Regions from separate parts of the Mus musculus genome. Here regions 1, 2, 4, 5 and 6 are each linked to region 3. Evidence: chromatin loops called from intact Hi-C (ENCODE). Cell type or tissue: heart. All regions are shown on one strand. Region 1 overlaps Vsx1 (visual system homeobox 1). Region 2 holds the start of Apmap (adipocyte plasma membrane associated protein). Region 3 holds the start of Gins1 (GINS complex subunit 1 (Psf1 homolog)). Region 4 holds the start of Zfp120 (zinc finger protein 120). Region 5 holds the start of Nanp (N-acetylneuraminic acid phosphatase). Region 6 overlaps Ninl (ninein-like).

Region 1 (4,000 bases), 230 kb before region 3:
AGAGTCAAAAAGATCGAAACTTTGTAAAAGAGGACACAAGACACAGAATGTGGGACACACACACACACATACATTTAGAGATCCCAGGAAAGAGAACACAGAGAGGTTGAGTTAAAAGCTGCAGCATTTCTGTTATCAATGAAAGACTTCAAAAATCATGGACACACACAGAGTCCAAGCAGGCTAAATACATTCTACACCATCACTTACAACATCCTAGGCAAATTATCTAACAGTGTTGTTGTTATAAAACTGGAGAAGACAGACTTCCAACCCAGGAATGGGAATTGGTCATCAACCTTAGAAACATAGATGTATCTTATATATAGGACAGTTTCACCTCTACAGAGTACCTATGAGACATACTTTCAGTGTCTCACCAGTGGGTGAATATAAACAAGTGTTAGTGACAGGAAATGTCTGTTATGGCCATGGGGCTAAGAAAAACAAGATACAGACAAAATCCTGGGCAACAGGAGCACAAAAGGTGACAGGTCAGAGGCAACTTCCTAGAATCCTTTCACTATTTGAGGAGTTCTAATCTACATTTAATAGTTATGTGAGACCAGCCACATGTAATACAGAATGTATAACTTCTAATCTAGCAGAGGGGGAAATGGAGGAAACTGAATGATGGAAAGAGGAAAACATAGATGTTAACTAAGAAACTAAGCATGGCAGGAAACGCAAAGCGTGCACACACAGAGACACATAGACAGACACACACACAGACAGACACACATATACACACAGAGAGACACAGACAGACATACAGACACACACACACAGACACACACACATATGCACACAGAGAGACACAGACAGACACACAAACATATACACACAGACATACACAGAGACACACAGATAGACACACACATATATGCACACAGAGACACACACACATATACACAGAGACACAGACACATAAACATATACACACAGAGACACAGAGACAGACACACATATACACACAGAGATACAGAAACAGACACACATATACACACAGAGATACAGACACACACACATATACAGACAGAGACAGACACACACATATACAGAGACACAGAGACAGACACACACAGAGACACACACACATATACACAAAGAGACAGACACACACAGTGACACATACACACAGACACACACAGAGACACACATACATATACCCACAGAGACACATATAGAAACACACACACACACACACACATAAACAGACACACACATGCTGATAAAAGTAAATGACTAAGTTGACGCTGTAGTAACAATAGGTCCACTGCACAACACAGTAACTATGGATAACAACCAACATCTGTTGAAATGACCACTGTTGGATACTTTTCTTGTTTCTGTGATCAATGCCTGTAAAAAACGAGCAAACAAAAAATCTTAAAGAAAGAAGGGTTTGGTTTTGGCTCATAGTTTGAGGGCAAGGTCCATCATGCTGGGGAAGGCTTGACAGCCAGAGTGTGAAGCAACACGTCACATTTTGTCTGCAGTCTGGAAGCAGAGAGAGGTCAATGCTAACAAGAAGCTCACTTCTTTTTCCAACAAAGAATAGAGGGTCTTTGTTGGAAGGGAATGAAAGAGAAATCCTGAAATGTCAATGTGAGACCGAATAAAATCAAGATGGGCCACACTTGGAAACTAAAACATTTCAAAGCCTGTTCAGAGATCAGGGAACAGAGAGGAAAAACAAGACTGGTGGTGTTGAGGGCAACTGGGAGGGCTGGGTAGAAAAAGGACAGAAAATTTCTCTAATGCAAATAGTTATCTATGGCTTTGCAATGGACAGAGTGGATGCATGTTTGCAGTACCTGCCAGTAGGTGGCGCCATTGTGCCATTTGTGATAAACCGGGTCCTAAAGCTTTTTTCCCCCAGGGTGAACTTGTAAACTTGAGGACCAGTAAACGCCATAGAAATTTGAGAATATCTGTTTCTTCAGCCAAGGCAGTGGTCCTTGAGAGGAGCTGCCCTCCATACCAGATTTTACCTGCCTGTTTGTCAGAAGTGTGGTTCTTGTTTTGTCAACAAAATAACAAAGGTGGGAACTAAAGTTTGAAAACTGGAAGGCTCACGAACTCTAGCCTAAATCAGCGTTTCAAGACCAGCTTTCATGAGTGAGAGAGAAACCCATGAAGACTTTCGATGCTTTTGGTTTGCATGAGATTTCAGTTACCCAAGGACTAGAACTCAGTACCGTCACTTAATTTTGTTTAGAAATTAGTGAAAGCTTCAGCTAGATTAGAGACGTTCCCCTCATCTCCTGCTCTTTATTCATGGCCTGCCTTCTTTCTCGTTCTTTCTCTGTACTATTTTGTTCCCTGTCTGTAGATTGATCCCCTCAACCATAAATCAGAAATATTTCTAAAGCCCATAGGTAAGTGAACATGAATTCATTCCCCTTATCATTTCCTAGATGACACACCCTTCAGCCATCTACCTGGCATTTACACCGTGTTAGGTGTGATAAGTCATCTCGAAGGGACTGAGCTGTGTGGGAGGGTGTGTGCCAGGTCTATGAAGACAACTGTGTTGGATCAGTTACTTTCTGTTACTGTGAGAAGCCACCCATTGAGCTCCCAACCCTCCTCCCTCGACCTCCTGGCTGTCAGAAATATAGCTGTGCACCACCACACCTGGTTTCATATGAAGTTTCTAGGAGCCTGATGTTTCATTTACTGAGTGCCTTTCTTCTGTGGATACCTTTGTGTGGTGTGAGTTCCTGTCTATGCACTTACATGTGTGGGAGTGCACCTGTAAGGGAGGTTCCCATGGACATATGTATGTATGTAGTGTGTGTGTATGTAGTGTGTGTGTATGTAGTGTGTGTGTGTGTATGTGTAGGCACAGACTTAAAATTAATGTTAGGCATCTTCCTCTATTGTTCCCCACTTATTTATTGAGGCAGGGCCTCTCACTGAAGCTACCGATCACCAATTATGGCTGCTCTAACTAGCCAGCTTGCCCTGGTGGTCCCTCACTTCTGCCTCCTGGGTTGGATTACAGGCAGACCACCATGCCTGTCTAGCATTTCCATGGATTCTGGGGATCCAAACCTCAGACCTCATGCTTGCACAGCAAACATTTTATCCATTAAGCGGTCTCCTCAGCTCCTTCCTCTTCAGTGTTTTCAATATCTATCAATATAACCTTCTTGTACAGTCTGAGATGCTAATAAATGTGTAAGCAGTTTCCTTCATAACATCAAAATACCTTAGCATTGCCAGGTTATGTGTAATATTAAAAAAATACCTTTGTGTGCTTGGTGTAGACCGGCATACAAAGAGCATGTCTGGCCTTCTGTTGGGTTGTAAACACTGAGAATTATTTGCACATTTCACACTTCCATTTATGGCGCTAAATAGAGCTGGGAGGTGGGTGTATCGACTTTGGGGGTTCTAGAATTAGGATGATGTTAGCGTTAGAAATCTTCTTACCTTTTTTCTGTGTACCAGAGCAATGTCTGTACCATTAAAATGCTTTGTTGAACTTTTAAGAATTCAGGTGTGGCTTAACCATCGATCCACAGCCATATTGTAGTACAATGCTCTATGGATTCCTTGCTTAATGATCTTTAATATTTTGTGCTTTTGCTGATTTAGTGCTAGTGGTATGCATTACCTAAGGGGAAAAAAGTGCCATTTGTAGATTTTTTTCCCTAATAAAAGCGTATGGGTTTGAATTTTGTTATTATTTTATTTTGTTCTAGTATGGGGGTATTTGGTCTGCTTATAAGTCTGTACCCTTCACACATTCCCAGGTCCCACAAAAGCAGAAAGAGGGCATTGTATCACCCACAGTGGAGTTACAGGTAGTTGTGAGCTTTCATGTGAGTGCTGAGAGCTGAACCCAGGTCCCCTGAAAGAGCAGTGAGTCCTCTAAACCACCAGCTCCCCAGCCCAAGTTCTGAAGAGTTTTAAAACAAATTAATGAACATACTGGTTATTTTAGTTGTGAATAGTGATTTTTATTTTATTTGTTTTTTTTTTTTTTTTA
Region 2 (4,000 bases), 300 kb before region 3:
ATGCACCACATCCCTTCATCACATTGCTGGTGACCAAAGAAATATTTCTAATATTTCTATCATATAAGTTAATTCCACAACTTTGAGGCTGATCTAGATATTCAAAGTACAAAATTCTGGTCACCAAGTTGAAAAGTCAATTTTAAATGTCTTCTAGTACGGTTTAAGGAGCATGCTTCATATGTGGGCTAATAGTGCATTTTGAAAGTCAGAAAGACTGGGGCCCAAAAAAAATTTTTCTTTTTAAGGATTTACTGTCAGTAACTACTGTCCCTATTACAAAAACCTGCAAGGCCGAATTCTCAGAAACACTGCCAACAATGTCAGTCGGTTCTCTACTCCACGCTGAGGAGTACAGACTGCGCGGCGTCAATAGATGCAGGAGGAGGACCTTCGCAGAAAGGAAACCCAGCATCTTTTCTGACTTCTCTTTAAGGAAAGTGAATAACAAGGAACGCGAAAGAATCGGCTGACGGCAGTGGTCAGGTGGCTGTCCCAGGAGTATCAGAGGTTCCAACAAGGACAAGTCGGGAAGATGCGTGCAACTAAAGAAAGGCAAAAGGCGTTGGCTCCAGCGGCTGGGTGGCAAGAAGGGACAGAAAAGGTCCACAGCAGCGTGAGGGAGGACAACCAGGTCCACGCAAGGCCTCGCCCCGCAGATTGTCCTGTCAGCCCGAACCCGGCTCCTGGGTCCAAGCCGGGATAATGAGGAGGGTTCTCTCCCGTGGGATGATCCCAGCCCAGGTCCTGCCTACCTGCCCTCCTTGACCTCCGGGACCTGGCCATCGTCCGTGACGACCTGCGGCCGCAGGGGCCGACGCTGCCGCAGCCCGTCCGCTTCGCTCATTCTGCCGCCTCTCCACTGACACCTCCAACAGCGCCTTGACACTCAGCAACGCGGGTTTCAGAACTACTCCCTGGCGCGAGGAAATGACGTAAACTTAGCGCCGGAGCTGCAATGCAGGCCCCGCCCCCTTTTGGAGATTGGCACAGCAGTAAGGCTCCACCCCCTGGCCCCAGCCTACAGCTGCAGGCAAATGGTGAGGGGGTCCCTCCCTCAGTGAGCCGAGTCTGGATAGTGAGGCTGTAGCGGGTCTTCCTCAAGTCCGAGTGCTGGGCGGTGAAGTCTGCAGTAACAAGCTTGCAAAGAGAAGATGCCACTGATTCTTAACGAAATGTGTTCAATGCAGTAATCCCCGCCTGAACTGTTATCTTTTCTGAAAAGATTCCGCTAAAGTTCAAAATGTGTCCTTTTGGTTAAGATCAGATTTTGACTGCTAGATCGTCAAGTGGTTATACAATAGACATTTGATAAATTTTCTAAAGGGAGTTACCTAAAGACAGGCCCAAGTAGAAAAGACTGCTAATAGCAAAACTTTAGGAATCATGAAGCAACCACCAGGTAGTGCTTCCACGGTATTACAGCGAGTCGGACATACTCCAGGAGGTGAAGTGAGCAGACTGCAGGCAAATCCCTCCTTTCTGGAACTAATGAGAGCCATGACTTCAATACATGTAAATTTTAATACAGTGGTGATTTTAAAGAGAGAAACTTGGTCTAGTGGAAGCATTTAGCCGGTGAAGGAATGTGGGGGTAGGATTGGAAGAGAAAGGGCGGACAGGAGAATTTCAGGCAGCAATAACCAAGTAGGGCATTGGGAAGGATCTCTAGGATATAGGTGCTGGATTTTGTACCTCACTTGGGATTTTACAGAAGCAAACATGCCATTATCTTTTCGGCACTAGATGGCGATAGAATGCCACCTCAATGTTCTTTTTCCTCTCGCTTGAGGGAAGTGGAGATTTCTTAACACAGTTCTGTAGGGATCTCAGGTTATATATAATCCAAGGCTTGGCAACATGGTACTTGATTCCATCATTGAAGACAGACATTATAAAGATAATATCGTGGGTAATTGTAACAACTGCTGTGTGGGTCTGGCGCCTACCTGGAGACCTGAATGGCTTCCCCTTCTGATTGCATGTCTCTGACTTTGTCATGTTACTCCTTGTTTCCTTGTGATACGTTTTTTTTTCTACCTCCACCTAAACCACTTTTATCATCCAGAATCCATCTCAAGAGTCATTGCTGAAAATCTCTCATTAACTCTCCAGAGTATCCCCGTCTGTGGGAGGCTCTGTGAACATTCCTGAGCTGTCACAAGTAGCCAGTTACATCCAGTGCCTGTTACATGGATTATGCGTATCCTATGCCCAGTGTGAAACACATGGGCCAAAACAACCCGGAACACACACACGAAGAATAAAAAAGAGTTGAATACACTGAACTTCCTACATAAAAGGAATTCACCAGACGACCTGTGAGCTCCTCAGTTATGGAAGACTGTTCATGAAATTCAGGGCTAAAGTTAGAAATGGTCTTGGAACGGATCGGTTAGAGTTTGTAAACTAGGAAAGTGTCTGGAAGAGCCAGTGGCCATATCTCTAAAACAAATAAGTCCACAGGGAATTGCTGGGAGATACACTCATGGCCTTATCTTGAAGCACATGAGTCTGAATAAGCTGGGGTTAGAATAGGCTGAGCTTCGATCATTTGTGTTATGCAATATGACTTAGGGGTTTTCTGTTTGCAAGTCACGGTAAAGTCCATTCTGCTTGTTGTATGTGGTCTTAGTGCTCTCTTGTCCCACATCACCCTCCAGCCCTGCAGCCAATCAGCATTACTGTCTCATTGTACCAACTGTTTGCACAAAGAGAAATGGGACTGCCATGCAAGGTTAGCTCAGGTTTCCCAACCTCAGCACTGATAACATTTGGGGCGAGATAATCCTTTGTTGTAGAGGTAAAGTGGCAGTTGTCATGAGTATAGGATATTTTGCACCACCCCTGGGGCCTTTACCCTTTAAATGTCAGTAGCACCCCACCTAGTTTAGTGCTAAAGTTAATCTGGAACACCAAAAATTTGTGAAAAATTTGGTCCTCAGCATGGGTGATACTGGAAGGTAATGGCATTTGTAAGGAGTTGGCCCTACTGGGACACTGGAGGCATGCCTTTGATGAGGGTATGGGAGTTAATCCCTTTTCTCTTTTACTTTTCCCATTTCTCCACATTGGAGTAGCAATTGCTCACCACATACCCCCACCATAATGTACCACCACAGACCCAAAGCAGCCAACTGATCATAGGTTAAAGCCTTTACAATCCTGAGTCACCGTAAACCTTCTATAAATTGATTGCCTCAGTATTTATTATAATGACAAGAGATTAGAAACAAATAATATTTTTTTAATATCTTGAAACATTGCCCAAATGTCCTGCAAGGGACAAAAGGGCCCTTGACTGGGAACCACTGGGTGAGACTACTACACATCCTGGGACTTACGATGCAGCTCACTTTCGCTGAAACGCTCGTCTACACAGACGACATTTATCACAACAAAAATGGGGCCATCCCAGCATGGAAAAAGAAGCACATGATATTATGCAGTCATCTCCCAATGTGGTAAATTAGACAAAATAGAAACAAACCTGAATTTAGTCTTAAGCTTTACCCTCTAATCCCATACTGATTCAATTCTTTATACAGATACTTCCCAAATGCCTGTCAGGTCCTAAGGGTTGTTACAAAACAAAGGTCCTCAGATGTGTCTATATTCATGGTTGTAAATGGGGAGGGAAGATAGAAAACATAGATGACTGTTATAAAGGAGTGGCACAAAGGACAGGCTAGGTATCCTGAGACCTTCAGGGAAAGCTGTGCTGACATAGGAGTAAACCAGCGGAGCATGTGCACCAACTCTGGATAAGTAAGATTCCAGATGAAGAGCTGGGAGGATAGAGAAGGGCAAGAGACAAAGTAGGAGGACTTGAGGGGTCCTGAGGTTGGTGACCAAGGGGTGATAAGCAAGGGTAGGCTTCAGGGTCCACTGATGAATGATGAACCATCTAAAGGGGACAGCAAATGACTAGAAAGTGGAAAGAAGGGCCCAGAGAGAGAACTAAATGGTTAAGCACATTTGCTCTTGTAGAGGGTCCTGG
Region 3 (4,000 bases):
CCTAAAGCCTACTATCTACAGAGTTACACCCCTGCCCTATGAGAGTTATGTTTGCCGAACACTTACTCAGAACTCTCAGACCTTCTCATTTTTGCTGCGTTCACCTTTCTGGGTTTATCCTGGCTAGTGCGTAGCACCAAAATACTTGACATTGATACATCTTTATCTGTATTGATGTTTTCCACACTGCAAGATAGACTCCAAGAAAGGACCTTGTTTACTGCATTATCTTCAGTATCCGGACCAATGCTTGGCTCATAGTACACACTTCATAAATATTTGCTGAAGGAAAGATAGAATCATCAAGGCTGCGCATGGGTATTCTACTGTTCCCATTTTAAAAGTAAAGAAGTCTAAAGGTCAATAAAAGACTCACCTCCTAGCTGAAATTGAAACTAGACATGGATGAAACTACTGGTTTGTGAATCATAATCCTATAGCAGTATTTTGAGAGTTTAATAGACACTATAGTACCTAAGTATCCCTAATTGACATAAAAAGAAAATCCCTATTTATTTAGCTATCTACCTACTTACCTATCTGTTGCTTTCTGAGACAGGGTCTCATACTCTAGCCCAGGTTGGCCTGGAACTCTCTGGAATACTCTTGCTTCAGCACCTGGAGTGATAGCATTACAGACATGAGGCACAACAAACACCTCAACAAGTGGTTTCTTTTTAAAGTGGGGGCATTGTCCTGTTTGCAGCCTTAACAGATCACGCCACACTCCAAGCAGCCTCCCTTCCTCCAGGAACAGCTACAGGAATATGACAGACCAGTGCTTTGACTCTGAAGTCACAAAATCTTGCCTTCCCCAGCTGACCCAGAAATAGAGGCAAACTGACTTTAAGCAGCTAGCATGTAGCATGAGGTACTTTCCATGCCTACTACCTTGTGGCTTTGGACCACCTCCTCCCTCTGCAACTTTTTTTCTAGGATCTCTGCTTAGTTTGGTGGAACCGAAGTACCCCTCTTCAGAGCCCTACCATACTGTATGTGAATTGATAAGTAGCAAAGCTCTCACTTGAAGAACAGTTTGTCTCAGGACCTCTCTCTGAAACACCTCTCTCAACATTGTCCAGTTACTCTAACAGTCTTGTTAGCTACATTTGCAAAAGAACAAGACAAAAATCTATTATTGTTTTATAGACGTTAACACTTTTTTCAAAAATCAGCTAAATAGTAAGGCAATGTGGCACACACCTTTCATTCCAGCACCCAGGAGACAGAGGCAGGTGGATTTCTATGACTCTGAGGTCAGCCTGGTCAACACAGTAAGACCCAATTTCAAAGGGGGTGGGTGTGGGTGTGAATGAAACAAGTAGGTTTTATGGTATGGTTTTATCTTGGGTTGTGAAGGTTAGAGAATTTTTGTCTACTTGACACAAACGTAATTATATCTGGGAAGAGGGAATCTTGAGGAACTGCCTTCATCAGAATCGCTTGGCCACTCTGTAGGAGTATTCTTAATTAATAATTGACTTGGGACAGCCCAGACCACTAAGGGGAGTGTCACCCCAAGGCCTGGGAAGCCATGGGAAGCCAGTAAGCAGCCTTCTTCCAGGATCTCTGAGTTCCTGCCCTGAATACCCTTTATGGCATGGAACTACAACTGCAAGCTGAAATTAGCCCTTTCCTTTTTAGTTTATCTTTGGTCATGGTGTCTTATCACAGAAACAGAAGGCAAATCAAGAGTATTTTTACTGTTTTTTGTTTGTTTGTTTTTAAGATGGGCTCCTTTAGAACTCCTGAACTGAATTGAAGTAATCTTTCTCTGTCACAAAAGTTCTGGGATTGCAGGCATTCCACCATCAGTTCAGAACCAATTTTAAAACTGCTGTTATCTGCGACATTTTCCAGTTTGTGAATATTTTTAACTGTTTTAAAATCAAAAAGTGCCAGAGCAGAAAGTGCGAAGCATAGAGATCCCATTCTAGTCAGTTTATGAGCCATGTGACCTGCAGAGAGTTAACTGTTTTCGTTTACCAGTTCTGCATACTAGTAATCTCTTAAGGAAAGTTGTGAGAATTAACTGAAATATATGTCATAGTTCCTACCATACTAAAAGTACCCAATAAAAGACGGTTTCTCAGGCTGGGGAGATGGCTCAGCCGGTAAGAGCACTGACTGCTCTTTCAAAGGTCCTGAGTTCAAATCCCAGCAACCACATGGTGGCTCACAACCATCTGTAATGAGATCGGACGCCCTCTTCTGGTGTGTCTGAAGTCAGCTACAGTATACTTACATATAATAATAAATAAATTACAAAAAAAAGACACCCCTCCAATCCCCAAGTCCCTGTTTAAAAAAAAAAAAAAAGGTTTCTCTTTAATGTTAAACAACCGGCACTGCAAAACTCAAACACTGCATCATAACCAGTACTTTCTCGACTTTTCTTCAACCTAAAGGTGCCTCTTGCAATCTAAAGATAATAAATTCAAATGGAAAAAATAAAAAGGAGGAGAAGAATGTGCACTTTACTTTGCTGGACAATCGAAAACAGCCCTTTGTTTCAGCCCACAATCTTAGACGCAATTTACTTTCTGGCTTTGCCAGGGAGGAAACCATTCTCTTTAACCCCAATTTTCCTGAAGCTCAGTGAGGTTGCTCAATAAAATTAAATGTCCCTTCTCGGCCACCGTAGCTCAGTTCTCTCCCACCCACCATCCCCACCCCGCACCAGTGCACTTCTATTGGTTGAGCCTATTTGGCGCCAAAGCGAGGAGCTGGTTGCTGGTGTTGTGCGACTCTGAACAATAGAAGTGCCGCGGCCTGGGAACTAGCGACCGTTTGGGGTGACTTGGCAGTTGACGGGACCACGGGACCCGGGCGCGTCCGTCATGTTCTGCGAAAAAGCTATGGAGCTTGTCCGCGAGTTACACCGCGCGCCGGAAGGGCAGCTGCCGGCCTTTAATGTGAGGAGCGGCGGCCGGGAAGGGGCGTGTCGAGGGCCAGGCCTGGGGGCCTAGGGCGGGGCCTCATGCCTTGGGGCGGAGCCTATGCCTGCTGTTGCTTGCTGGAGGTTTTTTTTTTTTTGTTGGTTGCTGGGCTAACTTTATCTCTTTGCTAGATTCCGAGATCGGAAACAAGTTTGAAACGGGGCCAAATCGTAGGAAGAAAAAGACTCATACTTAGGTTACCTGTTGATTTGGTGACTTGCCCCATCTGAGCGTTTCTTGTTTTCGTTTTTTGAGATAAGTCCTCATGTAGTCCAAGCTGGCCTGGAACTCTATTTAAAAAACAAAACAAAACAAAAGAAATTATGAGTATGTGTCTCACTTGCATGAAGGTGCTTCATGGAAGCCAGAAGAGGGTGTGGGTTATAGGTGGGTTGTGGGTGCCAGAGCCATCCCTCCAGATCCACATGCATTTTTATAGCCAGCTTCTTGATGAGCCAGTAGCATCTTAATATAACCCCAGTAGTTCTGGGGATTGCTATGAAGCTGTGTCCCAGCTTCAGCCTTTGTAAACCATAGATTTGCTTTTCTTGTTTGTAGATTTTGCCTCTCCCCCCCATCGCCCCCCCCCCCCCCCCCCCCGCGCCCCATGTATCTGGGTTCATTCGGCTGGCTAGGAGCTGACACGTCATGGAACAGGGCCATGTGGAATCATGTAGAATGCAGTCTTTATTTCTGGCCTCTTTTGCTCAGTATAATGTATTTGAGACTATTCTAATATTCAGTAGTTCAGTAGTTTTATAATGCTTGTTTTTTAAGGATTTATTTTTAAATTTTGTGTGTATGAATGTTCTGCGTGCATGTATATATGTGGCAGCGTGCATGCCTGGTGTCCACAGAGGTCAGAAGAGATCAGTGAATTCTCCTGGAACTGACGGTTATAGACAGTTATGAATCACCATATGGGTGCTAGATGTGTCGAACCTGGGTCCGGTTAAAGGAGCAACCAGTGCCCTTAATCACTGAGCCATCTCTCCAGCCCCTATTGCACTTTTCTTTCTTTCTTTCTTTCTTTCTTTCTTTCTTTCTTTCTTAATCACTGA
Region 4 (4,000 bases), 770 kb before region 3:
AAGATAGCCAGGGCTACACAGAGAAAACCTGCCTGGAAAAATAAATAAATAAATAAATAAATAAACGGAAGAAAGTATCAAAGCTGTGATGGGGGTGTCTTGGATAGGCTGTCTTATGCCACACAGGCTTCTGAAGAACAGCATCCTGTATACTTCTTACAGGGGGAAAATGGAACAAGATACGAGACTTTTATGAAGTCAGCACAAACTACTATACAGTGAGAAAACCACAGGAAGGAGCTAATAAAAGAAAGCTGGAGAAACAGGAAGAGAGAACCTCTCAAAAACGTTCCTGACCAAGCCCACACTGGACTCGGGACTGACAACCATAGCCGCATGTGGTGGGATCTCAGGGTCTGAAGCAAGCCATCCCCGAAGGCCCTGGCCCCAGACCTCCACCCGCTCTCCCAAGCACCGTCCTTGCTTTAGAGAAGGAGCTCTATTTTATTCTCAGCACTTCAGGGCCTTAGGGGAAGCTCCCAAGCCTGAGCCCCAGGCTGGCATTGGCTCTGGAGACCTAGAAGGAGCTGTTCTATGCCTTGCTTGACCAGGCCAGTCCTCACCAAAACAGTGTTTTTCCTTTTCAAAAGGTTGTCACCAGCTGTAGTCTTGCCCATGTGGCAAAACGATGCTTTTCTCAAGAAGAAAACCAGACCTTTATGGCACACCAGGCCTTAAAATTGGTTGTGGCCCTATTTTACCCCTTGGAGCCACTTGTTAGAGACCTGCTCTTTGAAGTCAGGATGGGCCTAATTCATGATTGTAAAGCAGAGTTGTCTCCTATGTTATGGTTTGTGGACAAATGTCTGGACAATCCTGGTACACTACCACATGTATTCTAGCATCCTATTCTCCATTCGGCCTTTTTAGCATAGCACATACCTGTGTGGAGTTTTAGGGGCAGTCCTTTCTCACCTACATTCGACTTGCCGTCACTACAAGCATTAGTCTAGATCCTTTACATCAATTTTACTCTTCTACATCACCGCTTAATATTTGAGTGCTATCCGACACACGAGATGCCTTTTACAGGCTCCACAAAATTAACTCGAAATGGGTCTTATACCTACCTGTAAAATGCCTAAATGCTAAGGCCAAAACTTACTATAGAAACTAGGGCTCTCCGAGTTTGGCATCCTGCCAAGGGTATTTCTACACAGAAGCCCTTTCCCCAAATGTTTTGTGTAGATGCAGCCACGCTAGTGAGATGATTCAGTGCCCACCGCCAGGTCCAGAGAGAGAGAAAAGGACCACAGGGAAGCTCACAAGTCTCAGCTTCTGTCAGGCTGCTGTTTACTACTGAGCCCTGGGACGACCCAGCACTCCAGCCCCCTTGGCTCAGCCGCCTGCTCCTCCCCTTTGTGGGAGACCGCCTGGCACTTACCATGTCGGAACTTCTGGGCTTGCCTGAGGTCCCCGCACCCAGGAGCGGTACACAGAACACATCAAGCAGAAACATTCGCGACTGCCAGCTTTAAAAGAGGAACTTGCAAGATCGCACCCGGAAGAGCCCGCCTTCACTTTTGAGTGGCAGATCCGGCTGGATGTCCTGATTGGCTAGTGAATCTGGAGTGACATACACACCACCCATAGGATTAGAGTGTGTTGAAGGGACACAGAGGAATAATTCCAGGCACAGGTTGCCAGCAGAGGCCAGTCCTTTTCCGGGTCTGTAGAAATTTGCATTTCAGTACCACCTGTGTCTGTCTTCCAATTGCTTGCTGGTCTTTTTCCCCCACCCTGGTCAGGGGAAGACCCACAACTCCAATTTGCTGTTGCTGAGTTACCCGCCTCTCTCCACTGTGGGCCACATTGCAAATTTGGAGCTTTCCAAAGCTCCAGTCACAACACTCAGTAGGCACTTCCGCTTCTTCCTTTTGGAATCATTGAGACTTTACTTAGGGAATGTTGATAAGTTCACATATAGGTTTGCCTACCCCTATGCATGCTATGTTAAATCCTCTTCTGAACTTGATCACAAGGTAAAAGCAGAGATTTTTAATGGCATATAGCTCAAAGTCATGCAGAAACATTTTGTAAATTATAAAAGTGATGGACAGAAATGCCTCTAGAATGTCCATCTTCTATTACAAAATCTTAGCTAACCATCCAGTAAATGACGCTGTAAAAGTAGATGGCTAAGGAGCCAATGCTGCCTGTTAATCATTATCTGTGATCTAACCAATAAATGTATCAAAATGTATAGATACAAAAATGTATCAATGTATAGAAAGAACAGAGAACACTAATGCAGAGGACCAACCTCACCTAGGTCTGGATTCCTAAGAGAAGGGGTGTTCGAGAGCAACAGGGAAACAAGCAACTAGAACTCAAATCATGGGTCCAAGCTGCTGGCTTATGTTCTGCTGAGATAGCATTCCAGATGAGATGGCTTCCCAGACTGCTTTCTCTGTGTCTGTGTGTTCTGCTCTGCTCTAGACAGATTTTACCTTCTATTCTAAAACCTCTGAGGTTGAGACAGCTAGCTTTCTGCTTGAGACAGCTCTCTGCTAGTAAAAATTCTAAACGCTCTCTGGATAGCTCCTCAGTTTTCTGACCAAAGTCAGAAAAAACTGATCTAAAAAATTCGTGGCTTTTCCAACCAATTCAAAAAATACTGTTAGAAAAATTCTAAAAGTAATTCTTGGGTTTTCAAAATCAGAAAGGAAAAAAAAATCTGCTGTGTTCACTCTTCACATAGTCTTCTCTGGATAACTGCTAGAAAATATTTTAACAGAGCTGTGTCGCCTCTCTAAGTAATTCTTTGGGTTTCTAACCTCAGACATTAGAATGTTAGAAAAAAATCCTGAAGAGCTGTGTTTGCTTTCCAGAGATATCCAGATAGCTCAGCTCTCAATACTGAAAAAAACATTTTAAAAAGTAGTGCAGTATCTTCCTGCTAGCTCATCATATGCAGATCAAAAGCCTGTTTTTTTTAATTATATATGAATTTGGTTATTTATTCCAGGATCCCTTTTGATTATCCTATGAATCACCAGCCCATAACCCCAGCTCCTTGATGCTTAGGAGACAGCAAGTACATTTTATTTATTTATTTTTAACAATGTAAAAGAATTCAGAAATCTTGCTTAACTCTGTTATGTAGCTGGGTAGGAGTGTGCTGGGGGGACACAGAGTAGTTGCAAGCAGTGGAATGTTTCTATTGAGGCTTACTGGGCTATCCTAGTAGGTATTTGGAAGACTCTGCTGCTGAGAGTGACTTGTACTGTGCAGACCTGGCCCAAGATGTTTCAGTGAAGAAGAACTTCAGTATCTGGCCTAGAGACTGTTTTTGGTGAAGAAGATGGGTGCTTTATGCCCTTGTCTGAAGAGTCTACCTGAGACTAAGGTAAAGAGATTTATATTAGTTGTATTGACAAAAGAAGTCTTTAAAAAAAATCTCAGCAGAGACCTTGTTCTCTTGTTTTGTCTTATGAAGAGTGTTTTAATGAAAAGGAGCAAGCAGGAAGGAAGAGCTACATCCAAGAAAAGAGGTTCCCATTTTCCAACTTTATTAGAATATGTGTGTTAATTTGTACTAGAAGTCATTATTCTTCTTTCTAAGTGGTTCAAGGAAGATTAAAAAAAATAGTTGCTATCAGCACATTCAAATAGGATGTCAAGGGGCTGGAGAAGGGTCTCGGTGGTTAAGAGTACAGGCTGCTCTTTTAGAGGTCCCAGATTTGAGGCCCAGTATCCACAGGACACACATCCATGTGTGACTCCAGTTCCATGGTGATCAATCCCACTTTTCTGGCCTCTACAAAGCATCAGGCATGCATGGGACACATAGATGTACATGCAGTCAAAACTGCCATACACAAAAAATATTAAATAAAACAAATCCTTTCTCTCAAAAGTTGAATTCATCAGGCTATTTTTATTTCTTTCTTTATTTTTAAACAACCAACCGAATACATAAATATGTAAGTAAGTAAGTAAGTAAATAAATAAATAAATAAATAAATAAATAAGTGAATGGGTTGGTGTCAGAGGAGTA
Region 5 (4,000 bases), 130 kb after region 3:
AGGCAAAGGCCAGACATCTTCCTAGCCCCTCAGAAATGATTCAAAATGGTATATGACAGCTGGCATATTACTTTGGGACAGGTCAAAATTTATAAGGAATGTTATATCCTTACAAGATAAAATGCTTACAGCATTTAATTTTGCTAATTTCATAGACCATTTATAAGTAAAGGAGGAGGTGAAAGAACCAAGACTGGAGATATGAATTCTTATGCACCATCCACTATTCATTCAGCATTTATTACATGTCAAACAAGGATAATTAAGATAGCATGTTCCCTTTCAGGAAACTCAGGATTCTGCTGTAGGTATGAGTTGCAAAAAATTAATGATAACATCCTCTGACAGGTGCAGTGAGGGATATCGGAAGTAAAAAATAAGGTACAAAATATAGGGGCAATGCCATGGAGAAACATTGTGGGGTGGTGGTGTGAGATAAGAGTCTTAATATGTTGTTTAGACTGGTCACAAATTCTGAAGCTCAAGGGATATTCTTGCCTTGTTTCCCAAGTCATTTTTTTTTGTTTTAAAAAGTAAAACCCAAAACTCACTGTGGCAGGGATATGAAAGATGAATTGGATGTGGTCAGCCTGGAGATAAGACTACAGCAAAAATTTACATTGGATGAGCCTTTTTGTCATTAAGGGGAGAATAAGCGAGACTGGGAGACAAGAGTGGATGGGGACGCAGTTCACTGAATGAGCGCTGGATGGTACAATCTTCCCATGTATGGCATGAAAGCTACCTGACAGTGTTATGCAGACTAATGCTCAAATTTACGAGGATCTGAGGCTAGGCATAGACAGGGGGTCTGCTGAGGCACCGAGTACTGGGAGAATTGTGATTCAAATGTGAGGTTTAATAGACCTACTTAACAAGAACCAGCCTAACACAAAACCTGAGTCTCAAAACACGGGCCTCAGCTGGATAAGAGCACCTGTTGAGTGTGCCCTGTCTGCAGTCTGAGATAATGGAGGCAGAACACACGGAAGTATGTAACGTGTGAGGGTGTCACAATGCACGGGGCAATCGACAGCGTGGAAATCTTCAGTTAAGACTGATTCCAAGTGTGGGGAGAAGTAGCTCAGGGGAGAACCTGTCTCGGATGGCGAGGAGGTAGGCTCAAACCTCAGAACCAAGAAAATAACACACACACACGCACACGCACACGCACATGCACACCCCAATTCAAAATACCTAGTGACGTTGGCACTTTGGGAGCCACCTAACCACTTGGCAAGCCTATTGTATTCTTGTGGCAGAGACAGAAGCTACGTCCCAGTGAGTGGATTTGGAAATACAGAGAAGAGAGCCCTGATGGAGACAACGGGTGGCAATTTTCCTTAAAACATAGCTGTGCAGAAAAGCACAGTCCAAGAGAGATGTAGGGTTAAAAAATTTTAAAGACCGACACGAACAAACTGTGGGTGCAATGCAGCAAGAAATGTGGAAGGTTTAAGATCCAGATAAACAAAAAACTACCTGAAGACGCATAAGACCCTTAGTATTGAAAGGGCAGGCATTTTTTTGTAAGTGGGCTTTCCACATCTGATACTCCTTCGGTTTCTCCTTGAAGCTGAAGGCAGGGGATGGAAAGTAGGGGTGGGTTAAGAGCAGGACTGGAAAAGGAAGATGTCCGACAGCATCTGTAGCTATAGCTAGGAGGGTGCAGATCAGCAATGCCTCACTAAAAGACTGCCCCCTCAGCATTTTATGTGCCGAGGGTCTCAGCACCAGAAAGCCCGGAAGGCCACAGGGAGGCCTGCAGGGAAAAAAAAAATGCTATGATGTAGGTTAAGTCCAGGCCCGCCTCTCAGAGTTATATAACTTCCTGGGCCAAAGCCTTGTCTGAGCCTCTTCCCCAAAACCCACCGCAGCCCATCTCGCGCGGGGCTGCAGCAAGAGGAGGGCGAGGGGTCTCGTCCCGCGCCGTCCGAGCCCGGGTGACCGCAGGTGGCGGCGACTCTGCAGTCGTGGCAGTTCAGAGTCCAGCACCCGGCCCCACGCGCGGGAAAGAAGCTCCACGGGCACGCAGCGGGGGGACTGAGGGTGCGGAGCGGAGTGCTGGCCCGGCAGGGGAGGGCGACGGCGCGGGGACGTTACCTCCAACATGCCTCTCCTGCTCGCCCCGGCCGTGTCGATGAGTGTGTTGTCCAGGTCAAAGAAGACCGCGCGGACCCGACTCAGCCCCATAGCCTCGGCAACCCAAGCAGCGCGCGAGCCGCTTCTGCCGCGCCGCGCATGCGCAAGGCGGTCAGGAACACCTGGGCGGAGTCTCGGAGGTCACCTGACCCTTCCAAAGCTCCGGGGTCTCCGTGGCAAGATCGCGCGAGATTCGGACACTAAATTTTATAGGGTGCGCGTGCACGAGAGGTGGATGAGTGTTATCAAGGCTTACTGCTGTGTGTGGGTGGATGGTCCTCTCCGTTAATGGCTTGGTGGGCTTGCTTAGGGCTGAGAAGGACATCCGAGCCGTACTGGAGAAACTCTCCAGACCCTTGGCTGGCCTGTCTTTCTATGGTGACCGCACAGTCTCCATCAGGAGATGGGGCAGGAGAGTGTGCCCACCAACCTCGGAACCTAGCTGCCCGGTGACTTTAGCGCTTCACTTCTTGCCCACAGCCTTGTAGGAACTAGAGCCTTCATCTGAACATCCTTTGAAAGATGCTTAGAAGAACTGAAGAGAAATGGGAGTCTCTGCAGTGTCTGCCGAATGGTTGTTCTTAAAAATGTGTATTTGTGTTTCTGTGTACGTGAGTGCCTGCAGAGGACAGACGAGGTCGTCCTGGAGCTGCAGTTGCGGCGGCTGTGAGCTGCCCACTGTGGGTGCTGGGAACTTGGGTCCTCTACAAGAGCAGTATGAGTTCTTAACCAGTGAACCATTTCTCCAGCTCCTTTCCCTCCATCTTTACTCATTTTTCTGAAACTCTGCAGCCCAAGTCTTGTGTGCCTATTAATTGCATGGTTTTCTGTAATTTCTAGCAAGGAACCGAGACTGTCTGTTAAGAACCCCACAAGATAAGTAACAAGGTTTGCCTTCTGTTGGTTGAAATCAACCTCTAATCCTTTTTTATTGATGAAATTTGGAGTCACTTTCACTAACCTGGAACTTATTGGGTCAGCCAATGCCACAGACCTGGTTCTGAGCTTTCGAATTAGGATTGGTTCTTACATTGTAAGTTATTCAGAGAAAATGAGAAAGTATTTCATAACATGTGAGAATTGATTAAATTTAATTGTCTATAGTTTCAGTTTTTGTTGTTTGTTTGTTTGTTTTGAGACAGTGTCACATTGAGTAACTGATTGGCCTGGAGCTAGCTGTGTAGACCATGCTGGCCTCAAATTCAGAGTGATTTGCCTCCCTCTGTCTCCCAAGTGCTAGTTCTCCCAAGTACCACCACATCTGGCTTGAATTAACTTCAACTAAGATCTTTGTCTATACTTGAATGATACTGGCTCCAAGTGGCTTCTGTTCATAGTGAACTGTACCCTACCTGGGTAATATATACAAATTGTGAAAAAATGGCTGGGCCTCCAGCCAGTCAGGCCCAAACCGCCAAAACTATGTAAGGTAAAGGCTGACTTCAGCCAGTCATATTGTTCTTGTCTTTTCATTGGCTACAAATTTAACTTTGAGCTGTATTGTGTTCATAAGGAACTTGTTGGCCCACCTTTGCTTGGCTGTAAAACTTCCTGTGTTTTGAGATAAACTTAACTCCTTTTGGGTGTTTAATAATTGGAATGCAGCATCCTTGAGTCTATGTAGTATACTTCTGCTTTTGCCTGACAGTGACAGAGTTGTATAACTTGACTAAAGACTAAGATGCTTAGCTCTGTACAGAAAAAAAAAAAAAAAAAAAAAAAGCTCCCATAACCTGAGGTACACAAGTCACAGATGGGTTTCTGATGCTCAGTAGAAAGAGATGAATGGCAGACTACCTATAGTTTTTGTATTTTATGGAGCAGAGTCAGAGTTGATGACTTTCCCAAAAGTGTTCCT
Region 6 (4,000 bases), 92 kb after region 3:
TCTCTGCCCTGAGAAGCTCCGCCCCCTCATAAATCCTATATGGTAAGCACCGCCCCTTTGCCAAGTTCCTTGATGTTCATGACCTGAAAGCAGAGGGCAGCCATCCCTGGACCCTCCACTAACTCTCTTTCCTGAGATTCCCTGCCTGCTGTGGCTATTCTGGGAGAAGAAAACCAACAGTGAAGAGAAGCGGTGAAGAGTAGGAGAGGGGCTCCTGAGCCCCTGAGCTCCTCAGCTCTGCAGAGGAGGCTCTCCCCTGGGAGCTGCAGTTTCTGCTGAGGAGGCTTCCTCTTAGAGCTCTATGTTTCCTGGGTCCCCTAGGTTTCAGGAGACCCTTCCCTTGGGACACTGTCCCACCTCAGAGCTGTGTGGTTCCTGAGCTTCTGAGTCCCAGGTTACCTTCCATCCAAGCAGAAACACTTACGCTACACAGAAGGCCTCTAGCCACCATGCTCCTCTTCTCCCACTGAGGCCAAACAAGATAGCTGAGTTAGGGGAAAAATGTCCACAGACAGGCAACAGCTGTAGGGACAGCCCTGCTCTAGTTTGGGGCCCACATGAAGACCCAGCTGCACATCTTCTGTGTGCAGGGAGGCCTAGGTCCAGCCTGTGTATGCTCTTTTGCTAGTAGTTCAGACACTGAGAGACCCGAAGGGTCTAGGCTAGTTGATTCTATTGGTATTCCTGTATAGTTCCTATCAAGACAACTATTAAAAAACAAAACAAAAAAAAGGGCCTCAAGCATTCTCTTATAATAACTTAGACCAACAGATAAACACAGCAACTGAAAATAAGAAAATACTAAAATCTTGAGACCCACAAAGAGAAAGACTTACAAACCCTGTATATAAATTTTGTATCTATCTTTAGATGGTCCTAAACCCTGCCTACCCGGAGCAGCTCCCAACACTCAGCTGAGGATAAAACCTGAAATGAACGTGAGCTACTGCACAGTATGCAGTTTCCAGCCCGAGGCCGCCTTCCCGAGGAAATGAAAAATCAATGTGCTTCAAGAAATTCTAAGAGAACCTACAACATCTACATTGTGCATTTCACAATTCAAGACATAATTCAACATCTGCCACAGAAATTAAGTCGACAAACAGACCAGACCAAACCAAAATCCCCAAAAGCACTCTCAAGAAAAATACACCCAGAGAACACCCCTAGAAGGTCCAGAGGTCGGACCGAGTGGTTTTCAGCCCGTCTGCCACTGTGAACACTCAGGGGTGTGGAAGACAGGTTCTGCGTGTGAACCTTTCTCTGCTAAGACCAGGAACCTTAGCAGAGAAACCATTTTGAAAGGACCAGATGGAAGTTCCAAACTGAAAGCCAAGTGTCTGCAACTAAAACCTCGTCTGACTGCTTAGCAACAGCATGGAGATGGAGGAGGCAGAAGCAGGGACTTCATTTCATAAGGGGAGAGGCTGCCCAGTCTTGAGAATAGGGAAAGAGATCTAAGGCATGTGTGCACACATGTGCACACACACAGAGATGTATACGTCCAACAACGATAATTAAATAAATTAAATAGTTAAAGCAAAAGAGGCCATCATTTGAAAGAGAGCAAGAGGGGAGTTGCACTGGAGTGTTTGGAAGGAGCAAAGGAAAGGGGGAAATGAGGCAATTCTAATCTTAAAAAATATAATAAAAAAAAAGAAAAGCCCCAGAGCTGAAGAGATGGCATAGCAGCCAGCAGCACTGACTGCTCTTCCAGGTTCAATCCCAGGATCCACGTAGCAGTTTACAACTGTCCCTGACTCCAGTGCTGGGCATCTGATGCCCTCTTATGGCTTCCACAGGCAATGCACGCATGTGGTTCACAGACGTGCATGCAGGCAATATACCCACACACTTGAAACATTTTTTTTTTAATTTAAAAAAAGAAGAAGCCTCAAGACTAAAGAGTTAATTTCAAAGGCCCCAAACACAAATGCTAATAGAGCCTTTTCCCTATATGACCTATGTTTCTACACATCTTGCTCTTCTGAGTGGTTTGTTTTGTTTTGTTTTAGTCAACTGACCTTAAAGGTTGAGGGAGAAAAACAGAATGGGGCCTGGGAGGCTTTCTGAAATCTTGCCTCACGGCATGCAGGTCCTGGGATCGCCCCTCAGCACATGACTGAAATCTGGCAGAACATTTTCATAAACAAAACTAACATTTTTTTATGGAGGCAGATCCTGAGTACATTCCTAAGCACTGATGGATGGAGTCTTACAGGGGAGGCATCATGACTGTGGCCAACTGACAGGTGAAGAAAACGCAGCAGGCAGACGCAAGCAATTTGCCCAATGCTGTGGCAGAGCAAACCCTCTAGCTGTCTGAAAAGTTGTTAGCAGGCCGGAAAGATGCTTCAGTGGGTAAGAGACTTAGCTCTGCTAAAATAAATAAATAAATAAAATAAAAAATAAAAATAAAAAAAGGTGTGGCCTAAAAGCACAGACACAGTTCTGGGGTTCACTGGCCAGCCAGTCAAGCTAGGAATAAACCAAAAGCCACCAGTGAGCTCCAGATTCAATGAGAAACTCTGTTCTATGGGAGTAAAGCGACAGGTAGAGCAGGATACCCCATGTCCTCCTCCTCCTAGGGCCTCACTCACATGTGCACGTGTGCCATTGACGTCACCACACACACACACACACACACACACACACCCACATGCTCTTACACCACTGCTTTCCCACTGGCTTTGCTGTAGATGTCTCTAACTTGCTAAAGAAGTTGCCTTCTACAGACCTCCCCTGTCCCCTACAGGAAGCTGTTTGTCTCTACTTCCCTGTTCTCCAGAGAGGAGTAGCCTTCAGCTTATCTTCTCCTGATGGGGAAAATTATGTCCTTTGTAACTGCACTGGAGCCAATCCAGAGAAAAGAAGCTAAAAAAAGATGTGAGTTCTAGAACTTTCTAATCAGAAACCTTTCTTTAGATTCACAGAGCCGGGAAGCCCCAGTAGCTTAGAGAAAACAGCGTTGCCTGGTATCAGAAAAGCAGACCTCCCCACGTTTCTAAGCGCCCTCGTGTTAACCTACCTTCCTGACTCCCTTTGCAGGCCTTGCATCTACCCATAACACCCCAGCAAGGTGGTCTTTGTTGGCCACAGGCTCCACGATGGCTGTCCTAGTTAGGGTTTCTATTGCTGTGATAAAATCATGACCAAAAGCAAGTTGGGGAAGAAAGGGTTTATTAGGCTTACACTTCCAAATTGAAGGAAGTCGGGGCAGAAATGCAAATAGGGCAGAACCCTGGAGCCAGAAGCTGATGCCCAGGCTATGGAGGGGTTCTGCTTACTGGCTTGCTCCCGGGGCTTGCTCAGCCTGCTTTCTTATAGAACCCAAGATCACCAGCTCAGGGATAGCACCACCCATATGGGCTGGGCCCTCCCCCAATCAATCACAAATTAAGAAAATGCCTTAAAATTGGATCTTATGGAGACATTTTCTCAATTAAGGTTTCCTCTTTTCAGATAACTCTGGCTTATGTCAAGTTGACATAAACTAAAGAGCATACTAGCTTTCTAAATAAGTCTTTTTCTTTGTCCAAATAACTGGTCCCTTCAGTGGTTGGCTTTTTCCAGTGGCAAGAAACATGGGTCTTGGCTATAAGGATATAGAGCTGATTAAATGAGTCCTAACTCCAGTTATAAAACAAACATTAAAAAAAATATTTCCTCATTCCTACCAACAGTACACACACATTAGGAATGTTTAGTAGCTAAATAAATGTTTCAGAGTTGGAGAAATGGCTCAGCAGTTAAGAGTGCTGGCTGCTCTTCCAGAGGACCAAGATTCTATTCACAACATCCACATGGTGGCTCACAACTCACTAACAACTCCTAACTCAAGTTCCAAAAGGATTTAATGCCTGCTTTTGGCCTCCACAGCACTGGGCACAAGACTGGTGCACAGACATGTGTATGCAGGCAAAACACCCATGCACATAAAATAACATTTTAAATTAAAAATATTTCCATGAGCCCAGCAGTGGTGGCGCATGTCTTTAAT

The links. A loop is a pair of places that touch in the nucleus more often than their neighbours do. Peaks named below come from ENCODE experiments on the same cell type or tissue, not always from the same donor. Only the 100,000 strongest peaks of a DNase experiment are listed, where the experiment ranks them.
Region 1: it touches region 3 in a loop (3.0-fold over the local background); 12 of 42 quality-filtered maps call a loop at or near these places.
Region 2: a loop joins it to region 3, with 4 times the contacts of the local background. A loop is called at or near these places in 10 of 42 quality-filtered maps.
Region 4: it touches region 3 in a loop (5-fold over the local background); 3 of 42 quality-filtered maps call a loop at or near these places.
Region 5: it touches region 3 in a loop (5-fold over the local background); 4 of 42 quality-filtered maps call a loop at or near these places.
Region 6: it touches region 3 in a loop (2.0-fold over the local background); 6 of 42 quality-filtered maps call a loop at or near these places.

Annotation. Positions count from the first base shown.
Region 1 is chr2:150,676,753-150,680,752 of GRCm38, forward strand. It overlaps Vsx1 (visual system homeobox 1), which reads right to left. Exons shown (of 5, transcript NM_054068.2): 5 at 3,950-4,000. Among named protein-coding and RNA genes, the nearest start is that of Vsx1, 10 kb to the right of the region's middle. In heart, a CTCF peak has its summit at 1,821 (motif pointing right); no DNase peak of the experiment used is centred here.
Region 2 is chr2:150,607,633-150,611,632 of GRCm38, forward strand. It overlaps Apmap (adipocyte plasma membrane associated protein), which reads right to left and starts at 935. Exons shown (of 9, transcript NM_027977.3): 1 at 756-935. The coding sequence starts at 847. In heart, CTCF peaks have their summits at 1,016 (motif pointing left) and 1,737 (motif pointing right); DNase peaks (open chromatin) are centred at 949 and 1,729; H3K4me3 peaks cover 1,747 bases; H3K27ac peaks cover 1,430 bases.
Region 3 is chr2:150,906,879-150,910,878 of GRCm38, forward strand. It overlaps Gins1 (GINS complex subunit 1 (Psf1 homolog)), which reads left to right and starts at 2,716. Exons shown (of 7, transcript NM_027014.1): 1 at 2,716-2,915. The coding sequence starts at 2,841. In heart, a CTCF peak has its summit at 2,230 (motif pointing left); a DNase peak (open chromatin) is centred at 2,863; H3K4me3 peaks cover 1,460 bases; H3K27ac peaks cover 1,592 bases.
Region 4 is chr2:150,135,184-150,139,183 of GRCm38, forward strand. Zfp120 (zinc finger protein 120) reads right to left here and starts at 1,495. Exons shown (of 4, transcript NM_181266.2): 1 at 1,385-1,495. The coding sequence starts at 1,459. In heart, no CTCF peak of the experiment used is centred here; a DNase peak (open chromatin) is centred at 1,558; H3K4me3 peaks cover 1,519 bases; H3K27ac peaks cover 730 bases.
Region 5 is chr2:151,037,134-151,041,133 of GRCm38, forward strand. Nanp (N-acetylneuraminic acid phosphatase) reads right to left here and starts at 2,246. Exons shown (of 2, transcript NM_026086.2): 1 at 2,104-2,246. The coding sequence starts at 2,193. In heart, no CTCF peak of the experiment used is centred here; a DNase peak (open chromatin) is centred at 2,288; H3K4me3 peaks cover 2,576 bases; H3K27ac peaks cover 2,419 bases.
Region 6 is chr2:150,999,185-151,003,184 of GRCm38, forward strand. All of the region lies in intron 1 of Ninl (ninein-like), which reads right to left. Among named protein-coding and RNA genes, the nearest start is that of Ninl, 8.2 kb to the right of the region's middle. In heart, a CTCF peak has its summit at 1,787 (motif pointing left); a DNase peak (open chromatin) is centred at 1,797; H3K27ac peaks cover 697 bases.